Linked DNA regions of Homo sapiens: region 1 is linked to region 2. A link is an interaction called in ENCODE POLR2A ChIA-PET data of the cell type or tissue named here. Cell type or tissue: CD4-positive, alpha-beta T cell. All regions are shown on one strand. Each heading gives the region's core, and the rest is flanking DNA. Links, peaks and the distances in the headings are about the cores only. Region 1 overlaps PLCL1 (phospholipase C like 1 (inactive)). Region 2 overlaps PLCL1 (phospholipase C like 1 (inactive)).

Region 1 (4,400 bases), core at 130-4,129, 120 kb after region 2:
AATTATTTCAGGTCAACTGGCTTTTTAAATTTTACATCTTCCAGCATTGTAAATATTAGTCCGAGTTACTCACAAAAGGTTTGTAATCCAGACTGGAATTTAGTGTCTACAGCAACAAAGTGACAGCACAGCTGAACAAACTAGCCATTCACCAGGAGTCCCAGGAGCTAAGTACCTGCCCCCACTTCTTTCCCACAGAAAGCATGTCCTTGGGTTTATTAGAGAGCCTCCAAGTCCCTTTGTAGAGGGTGTAAAGGGGAAAGCACAGGTGTCCTTGTCAGATAGGTGAGTGTTGCAGTGCTGGTCGTGTTCTTATGGTTGTGTGTTAACCAGAGCAATCAAAGCAAAATTAGAGATTTACTCAAAGCACTCAGGGAGGGGGACACTAAGGAGTGCACCTAACTTAATTTAGGTGGTATTTTGTTATTTTTGTTTTGTATTGTTTGGGGTACGATGTTATTATAAGCCAAGGAATGCCAAGGATTTCCCACAGTCACCAAAACTAGGAGACAGGCATAGAACGAATTCTCCCTCAGAGCCTCCAGAAGGAACCACCCCTTGCTGACACCCTGATTTCAGATTTCTGGCCTCCAAAACCATGAGAAAATGAATTTCCGTTTTAAGCCAACAAGGGTGTGGTAATTTGTTACAGCAGCCCTAGGAAACTAAGGCACTCCCCTCAGTGGATCCAGGTGGGGGTCTGGAATCTGCATTTTACCAAGAACCTCAGGCGTTTCAACACTTGAGAACTTCTGCCTTATCCTATTCCCTCTGGTCTCAGGAGGGCCACACTGCCCCTTCCCTTATGAACCTCATTCTAAGAACAGGCCCCAAAAAATCTAAAGCCAGGGATGTAGGGAAGACTAGGGGTTTCTCTCCAAACAGTACAGGATCTGTTTGGGGTGAAACAGATGTGTCTGCAACTGTACAGGCCCCTCACATCCCTCAGCTAACTCTTCAGGAGTTTAAATTAGGATTCTAAATTCAGGAGTCTAATCAGTCTAGTAATTTAAATGTACCTCTCATTCCTGCTTGAGGGTAAGTATCAAGCCTCTCTGTATGGCATTAGACCCAGGAAGTATCTCTGCCTCTAACACCATCCCAAACACGGAATTTTACACAATACAAAATGTTCACTCTTGCTCATGTAGTTTAATATCCAGAAAAACAGCTCCTCTCCCGAGGTGAGCATCTGAATCACGGATGGTATCAGATATAGTGAATTGGAATGATCAGGGTAAGGGAGTGTGATAAGGAATAGGGGCAGCCTGGTCTCTTTTCCCCCCAGTAGTAAGAATCTCAGCTCTAAGGAAGAGCGTCACTCCTATCTACTCACATCAATTCCACATCCAAGGAGAAGCAGTTCTATTCGAGCTCAAAGGAAAATGTGCATATTCAAGAAATATAATTATACCAAGGCAGCTGGACTTGGAGGTATGGGTAGTAGAATAAAGAGGTTCAAAGTTTTCCACTCTTTGAATAGATGTTCAAAGTTCTCTTCTGTTCAAGCCTGACACTTTTCTCTCTTCCCTTCCCGCTAACAAATATGGTAACACTCTCTGAGGGTAGAGATGCCACATATTTAGAAGGGGTAATGATACTTAGGAGGCCTGTGCAGAGGTTCCCAAATATGCATCAGACTCACCCAGGAAGAATAGTTAAAATGTCCATCTCTAGTCCCTACACCAAGAGATTCTCATTCACTGGGTCTTGGGTGGGTGGGACTCTTAACGCCACAAAAACGAACCATAGGCCTCTAACCTACATTCTATGTTAAAAAGGTCAGTGTGGCTCATGAAGATGTGACTAGATAAGGGTTTGGAGCCTACATGTACCTGAGTGTCCCTTGTACTGTGGTATCAAATAGATTGAAGGTAGTAGGAGACCAGATCAGAATTCACATCAAACACCCTAAAAGCAGCAAAGCTCCCCTTAGCATTTACTCTTATTTCTGCATGCTTTAGTAATTCAAATTCTAGCATGAGTCAATTCTAATCAGTTATTTGTGTAATTCATTTTAGCTAAAGTTCAGTAGAACTGCTAAAACCAGTTAACTCCACGGAGACACAAAACAAAAACTCCATGATGCTTCGTGGCCGCCCAGATACACGGGAATCTTTATTACCCTTCCTGTTTCACAAAGTTTGGTTTCTACCATTTAAGATTTCTGATAAATAACACTTATGGAAAAAAAAAGTATGCTTGAAACCTTTTTACAAAATCAGATAAGAAGCTAGAAGATAATGTTGTGGTTTTCTTTCATGTGATCCCTGAATTACGTAAGAAGTCTTGCCATGAAATTTACCGTTGCAGCATACCTTCTACTATGAGCTGTTGCTGCTGTTTTTACATGACAGATAAAAATTGATGGTGTCAAGAGGTGAGGAGGGATTAAAACCAAACACTAGGATAACATCAAAACTTCTTTCAGTCACATCTGTCCCCATTGTTTTGCTCTCTGCACCAGTGATGGCTCAGCAAAGAAATTACTTTTACATATCTGTTCTCTTTAATCACTGTACCACCCGTGGCAGTTGTCACAATTATCTTGATGCTTTTCTGGCTGTTCCTTCCTTCACATGATCCTCACCACAACCATTTAAAGAACAAGTATGTGACTGCATGAGTCGAACATCAACAGGCCTGAAGCCAGAAATAGTATTATTAGAGTCACAAACTGAATCTATACAAAGTGAAAAAGTTATTATGTAAATATAAATCAAAATAATCACTATTTTTGTTTATATCCCCATTTAGGCAAAAAAAAAAGAAAAAGATACGTAAATTCAGGGGAGTCAGAGGAGGTTATTATTAAGTTCCTCTAAGAAGTGTATTGCTCTTAAAATAATAATTTCACTAAGTACATTGTGGAATGGCCCATGTGGAAGCAATTTGATATGATAGAAACAATAGGGCCTTTAAATCGGACAGTCCTGGTTTTAATTCAAACTCAGTTACTTACTGCTTGGCCTTGTGCAAATCATTTCACTCATCAGAGCCTAAGTTGTTCTCTAATTTTTAAAATGGCAATAATAATGTCTGTCTCACAGACAAGATGTAAGAGCTAGAGAGGACTCTGGTAAACATTGCATTGCATTGCTCAGCGTATAACAGGCACTCAAACTGTCTGAAGCTTTCTAACACAATTATCAGTTTTTAAGTTAAAATGTGACTAAAACTCACTCTTTCACTAAGTTTAATCATTTAGGTATTAATAAAGTATAATTTCTTAGTATTTTTCTCTGGTAGTCTATTCTTTTCTCCCTTCTTGTTTGCTACTAACCAGGAAATTATATAACTGAACCAAACCTGTTAAAAGTATGTGTAAAGGCCAGGTATGGTGGCTCATGCCTGTAATCCCAGCTCTTTGGGAGGCTGAGGTGGGTGGATCACTTGAATCTAGGAGTTCAAGTGAACTTATCTCTACTAAAAAAAAAAAGCGAGACCTTATCTCTACTAAAAAAAAAAAAAAATTCAATTAGCCAGGCATGGTGACATGCATCTCTAGTCCCACCTACTTGGGAGGCTGAGGTGGGAGGATCACTTGCGCCCAGGAGATGAGGCTCCAGTCAGCTATGATCGTGCCACTGCACTCCAGCCTGGGTAAGAAAGCAAAATCCTGTCTTTAAAAAAAAAGTGTAAAATTTTTTAAAAACAAACTGATTTTGCATGTGGTTGTAGAAGGGTTTTCCAGTGAATAAAGATAAAGTACACAAGAATAGGTACTGCATAGACACTGGGATATCTCTTAGGTTATCTCACGAGCCAATTCAGCTTCCTACCTGTTTCTTGCCTAGTTTCCACCTAGTTGAGATTGTCAGATAAGCAACATCTGATATGAAAGACACTGCAGTAATCTACCATTAGTAAATAGCTCACATTTCAGTAAATGCCTAGCCATGTATTTAAATGGAAAAGACTATATGAACACTTCTTTAGCTAGAAGTAATATTCATAAGCAAGCATATGCAGAGTTTGCAGTTTTGACTGGACATAAAAGGTTCACAAAACTTCCAGCAGTTATAATAGCTAAGATAATACCTATTTCTAATGAATAATACAGTGGTCACCGGGTGGATAGGCCTTTCAATTGTAAAAATCCTTGCCATTTGTTTTCAACCATTTGGTATTTTACCTACAGGATCAATCATTGTCATGTTTAAAGTATACAGTATACTCATACAGTTGTCACAGAAATGATGAACAGTGGTTAAAGAGGTATAACTTCAAGTTGAGAAAGACAATTTACAGCACACAGCAGCATACTCAATTTTTTTTATGAGTATTTCTGTGAGATCACCACAAGAGTCAGAGTGACATCTCTAAGGAATTGCTGATAAGGACGTCTGGTTGGGGACAGTGAGCCACGCTAGAAATCCTGGAGCAGAGTAGGCAAGATG
Region 2 (4,400 bases), core at 292-4,291:
TTGCTATTATAAAACAAACAAATAAAAACAGAAAAGTACAAGTGTTGGCTAGGGTATGCAGAAATTGGAACCCATGGGAATGTAAAATGGTACCGCCACTATGGAAGACAGTGTGACAGTTCTTCAAAAAATTAAACATGGAATTGTCATACAATCCAGCAATTACACTTCTGGGTATATACCCCAAAAAAGTGAAAACAGGGACTCAAACAGATATTTGCATACCTATGTTCACAGAAGCATTATTAGTAACAGCTAAAAGATGGAAGTAACCCAAGTACCCTTCAAAAGATGAACCAATAAACAAAATGCGGATATTATCCAGCCTCCAAAAACAAGAAAATTTTGAACACATGCTACAACATGAATGAAAACAGCCAGTCACATAAAGACAAATATCATATGATTTATTTTATGTGAGGTTACAGAGTAGTCAGATTCATAGAAACAGAAAGGAGAATGGTGGTTGCCAGGAGCTGGAGGGAGGAGCAAATGGAGGGTTAGTGTTTAATGAGTACAGTTTCAGCGTTCAGTATGGGGAAATGAAAAAGTTCTGAAGATGTGTGGTGTGATGGTTGCACTACACTATAGATACACTTAAAATCACACAATTATAACTTTAAAATACTTGAAATTGCCAGGCATGGTGGCTCATGCATGTAATTTCGACACTTTGGGAGGCTGAGGAGGGGGGTTGGTTGAGCCCAGGAGTTTGAGACCAGCCTGGGCAACATGGCAAAACCCTGTCTCTACAAAAAACACAAAAATTAGTTGGGCATGGTGGTGTGTGTCTGTGGTCCCAGACACCCAGGAGGCTGAAGTGGGAGAATCACCTGAGCGCATGAGGTCAAGGCTGCAGTGAGCCATGATTACTCCACTGCACTCCAGCCTGGGTGACAGAGTGAGACCCTGTCTCAAAAATAAATTAATTTAATTTAATAGTTAAAATGATGAATTTGTAATATATATATTTTGCCACAGTTTTAAAAATGAATGCTGATTGGGAGATATACCTAATGTTAAATGACAAGTTGGTGGGTGCAGCACACCAACATGGCACATGTATACATATGTAACTAACTTGCACATTGTGCACATGTACCCTAAAACTTAAAGTATAATTAAAAAAATCTTGCTAATCATAAAAAAAAAAAATGAATGCTGAGAAGCAAGCAAGGGGCCTCATCAAAAGGAAACTGAAGTTGTGTGCAGAGCTGAGCAAAGCATCAGGAGAGACGAACCAGGAGAAATGTTTTCACCCATGGAAGACAAGCACAGATGAGCGATCTCCGGTGAGGGAGAGATTTCCAGGCCCCACAGAAGACAGTGGGTGCTTTCAGCTCCAACCTCTCCTCACTCTGATGACATACCCCACCATGCTTCAAGGGGAGTAAGCTAGGAGAGGATGAGAGGAAGTAGAAGCACTGAGTGGGAAAGAGAAGGGCTTCTCAGCACATCTCCCACTAATGAGGGCTCGTCTGCAGCAGTCCTGCACTGGGAGAAAGGGGAAGCTTTAACTTCAATAAATTCTGAAGTTTGGAATAAATATACTAAGCAGACTGTACTTCCAGTGGAAGTAGAAGTGACTGGAAGAACCATGAGGCTGTGTCTAAATTTCAAACCAGAACAATAATAAGTAGGAGCACAGAATAAATTTAAAAGAACAAAAGTGGGTGACAAAAATAAAGTTGCTTTATAATGACCATCTGTATTTGTCAGAGTTGTCCAAACAAACAGAACCAAAGGAGGTTATATATGCACAGAGAGGAAAGGAGAGAATGAGAGAGGGAAGTGGAGAGAGAGATTATGAGTAATTGGCTCATGCCACTATAGAGTTTGAGAAATCCCATCATCTGCCATCTGCAAGCTGGAATCCCAGGAAAGCCAGTGGTATTCCCAGTCTAAGTGTGAAGGCCTGAGAACCAGGGGAGCCAAATTATAAATCCCAGTCCAAGGACAGGAGAAGATGAGATGAGAGGTCCCAACTCAAGCAAGAAGGCACGAAGCGAAAGGGTGAGTTTCTCTTTCCTTTGTTTTTGTTCTATTCAGGCCCTCAATGGATTGGATGATGCCCGACTTCACCAGGAGGGAAGTCTTCTGAGTCCACCAATTCAAATGCTAATCTCATCCAGAAACACCCTTACAGACACACTCAGAAACAATGTTTAATCTGGGCACCCGATGGCCCACTCAAATTGACCGTAAAATTAACCTTCACTCCCTCCAGGATTAATACTTGTTCAAACCTAATGGTTATATAATTAATTTAATTATCCATATTCTATAACACATCCTATAAAATTATATATTAATCTTGGAATGCTATAAATTCCATGAGTTTTATCCAGACTCTACATTTCCACTTAAACTTTAAGTCATCAAAGAGTTTTCCAAAAAGTACACCTTTGCATCAGTCTAAACTGTTAGAGAAACATTTTCTGAATCTACCCTGATATGGTTTGGCTGTGTCCCCACTCAAATCTCATCTTGAATTGTAGCTGCCATAATCCTTATGTGTCATGGGAGGGACTCTGTGGAAGGTTATTGAATCATGGGGGTGGGTTTTCTCATGATAGTGAATAAGTCTCATGAGAGCTGACAGTTTTATAAAGCGCAGTTCCCCTGAACACTCTCTCTTGCCTGCCGCCATGTAAGATGTGCCTTTGCTCCTCCTTCACCTACTGCCATGATTGTGAGGCCTCCCCAGCCATGTGGAACCACACTTAGGTATTTCTTCATAGCAGTATGAAAATGGACTAATACATACCCTCACTGGAAATCTTACCATACACCTTGAATTCCAGTCATATTAGGTTAGCTTTCCTTTTGTCCTGAGGTGTATGTTTGTAATATCCACAAAATATCTGCTGCATTGCTTTAAAAGGCATGTTTAAAATTATATCCAGCACCTGCAATTGCAAACTCATATCTCTAGGAATAATAACAGAAACTGTATTCCATTTATTTGCCTCCTTTTTTTTACCCATCATGTCAGCTACATCTCTATGAGCAAATAAAAATAGCTCTGATGAGCTCGTTTAGGTCTAATGTGTCTTCCTCAAGTGGTCTGCTGCTCAAAATAAGGTAATTGAGCAGCGCCCTGTAACATGAGAGACTCTATAAAGACTCCAATATAAGGTGACTTCCATAGGCCTATACAGGAACTGAAAATTAAATAACATTCCAGACTCAATACTATCTTTAGCAAAATGGGATTCTCCAACTGTAATCTATTACCAGTAGGCACTATCTGTACATTTTCCTTCATTTGTATATTAGTCTCTGTGTATCCTAAGTAATACCTGGGAGAATCTCCAAGTGGACTCCAGGTGCAAGTCTGAGGGGTTATTTCTGCTTAGGAAGGTTTTGATTCTCTCCTGAGCAAGCTGTTTTCTAAATCGCAGCTATTCACAAAGGCATTTTACAAACTCCACTGAAAGTAATCCATCCCAAAACACTTTTTTTTTTGTTTTTTGTTTTGTTTTGTTTTGTTTTGAGACAGAGTCTCACTCTGTTGCCCAGGCTGGAGTGCAATGGTGCGATCTCAGCTCACAGCAAACTCCGCCTCCTGTGTTCAGATGATTCTCATGCCTCAGCCTCCAGAGTAACCAAAACACTTTTAAATGTATATTATGATCTTAGCACCAAGCTCACTTGGTCAGTTTTGGAAACCATCTCTTTGAAATGCAAATTATCTAGCCTGGAAGTCAAGGCCCTCCCTAAACAAACTTCTACCATTCCTCTGGTATTTCAAATCCTACTCATCCCCTCAGATCTAGTTCAAATTCCTGGTCCTCATCCCTCAGAAAGTCAAGCTAGGAGAAGTGGTGTCTCTTTCTCTAAGCCACCAAAACATTAACTTAACATGGGCTTGCCTTATGTAGAATACTCCATGTCTTCCTTTTTTATCTCCCCAACTAGGTCAAAAGCAACTCAAAGGCAGAGACGTTTCCCCAATGCTCAGTATGGTGCCCTACACCTAGCAAACTTCTATAAATAATTACTGAATGAATGAATGAATGAATAGTAATAAGAACAGCCATCATAATCTGAAAATGTTTTCATCAAATATTTTGTTTTACGCATTTTGTAGGTTCATTCAAAAAACAAGAATTTCTACTCTTCATTGTTTATTATAGTTATTTTTTGCAAGTCCCCTAGTTAGTTCTTTCACTCAATAGGATATAATTTATCCCCTTGGGTTTGAACTATATAATCCATCCTAGAAATTACACTTCACAAAAAATAAGTGATTCAATGAGATATCACCTTACTCCTGCAAGAATTACTATTATTGAAAAGTCAAAAGACAATAAATGTTGGTGTCAATATGGTGAAAGGGGAACACTTATACACTGCTGGTGGGAACATAAATTAGTACACCCTGTATGGAAAACAGT

What was found. ChIA-PET counts read pairs that join two places held together with the same protein. Peaks named below come from ENCODE experiments on the same cell type or tissue, not always from the same donor. Only the 100,000 strongest peaks of a DNase experiment are listed, where the experiment ranks them.
Region 1: POLR2A ChIA-PET joins it to region 2 with 5 read pairs; 4 of 35 experiments call an interaction of 5 or more read pairs at or near these places.

What each region holds. Positions count from the first base shown.
Region 1 is chr2:197,867,745-197,872,144 of GRCh38, reverse strand. The region is part of intron 1 of PLCL1 (phospholipase C like 1 (inactive)); the gene reads right to left. Among named protein-coding and RNA genes, the nearest start is that of PLCL1, 65 kb to the right of the region's middle. In CD4-positive, alpha-beta T cell, for the core only: no CTCF peak of the experiment used is centred there; a DNase peak (open chromatin) is centred at 2,304; H3K4me3 peaks cover 806 bases; H3K27ac peaks cover 2,641 bases.
Region 2 is chr2:197,988,799-197,993,198 of GRCh38, reverse strand. The region is part of intron 1 of PLCL1 (phospholipase C like 1 (inactive)); the gene reads right to left. Among named protein-coding and RNA genes, the nearest start is that of PLCL1, 190 kb to the right of the region's middle. In CD4-positive, alpha-beta T cell, for the core only: no CTCF peak of the experiment used is centred there; no DNase peak of the experiment used is centred there.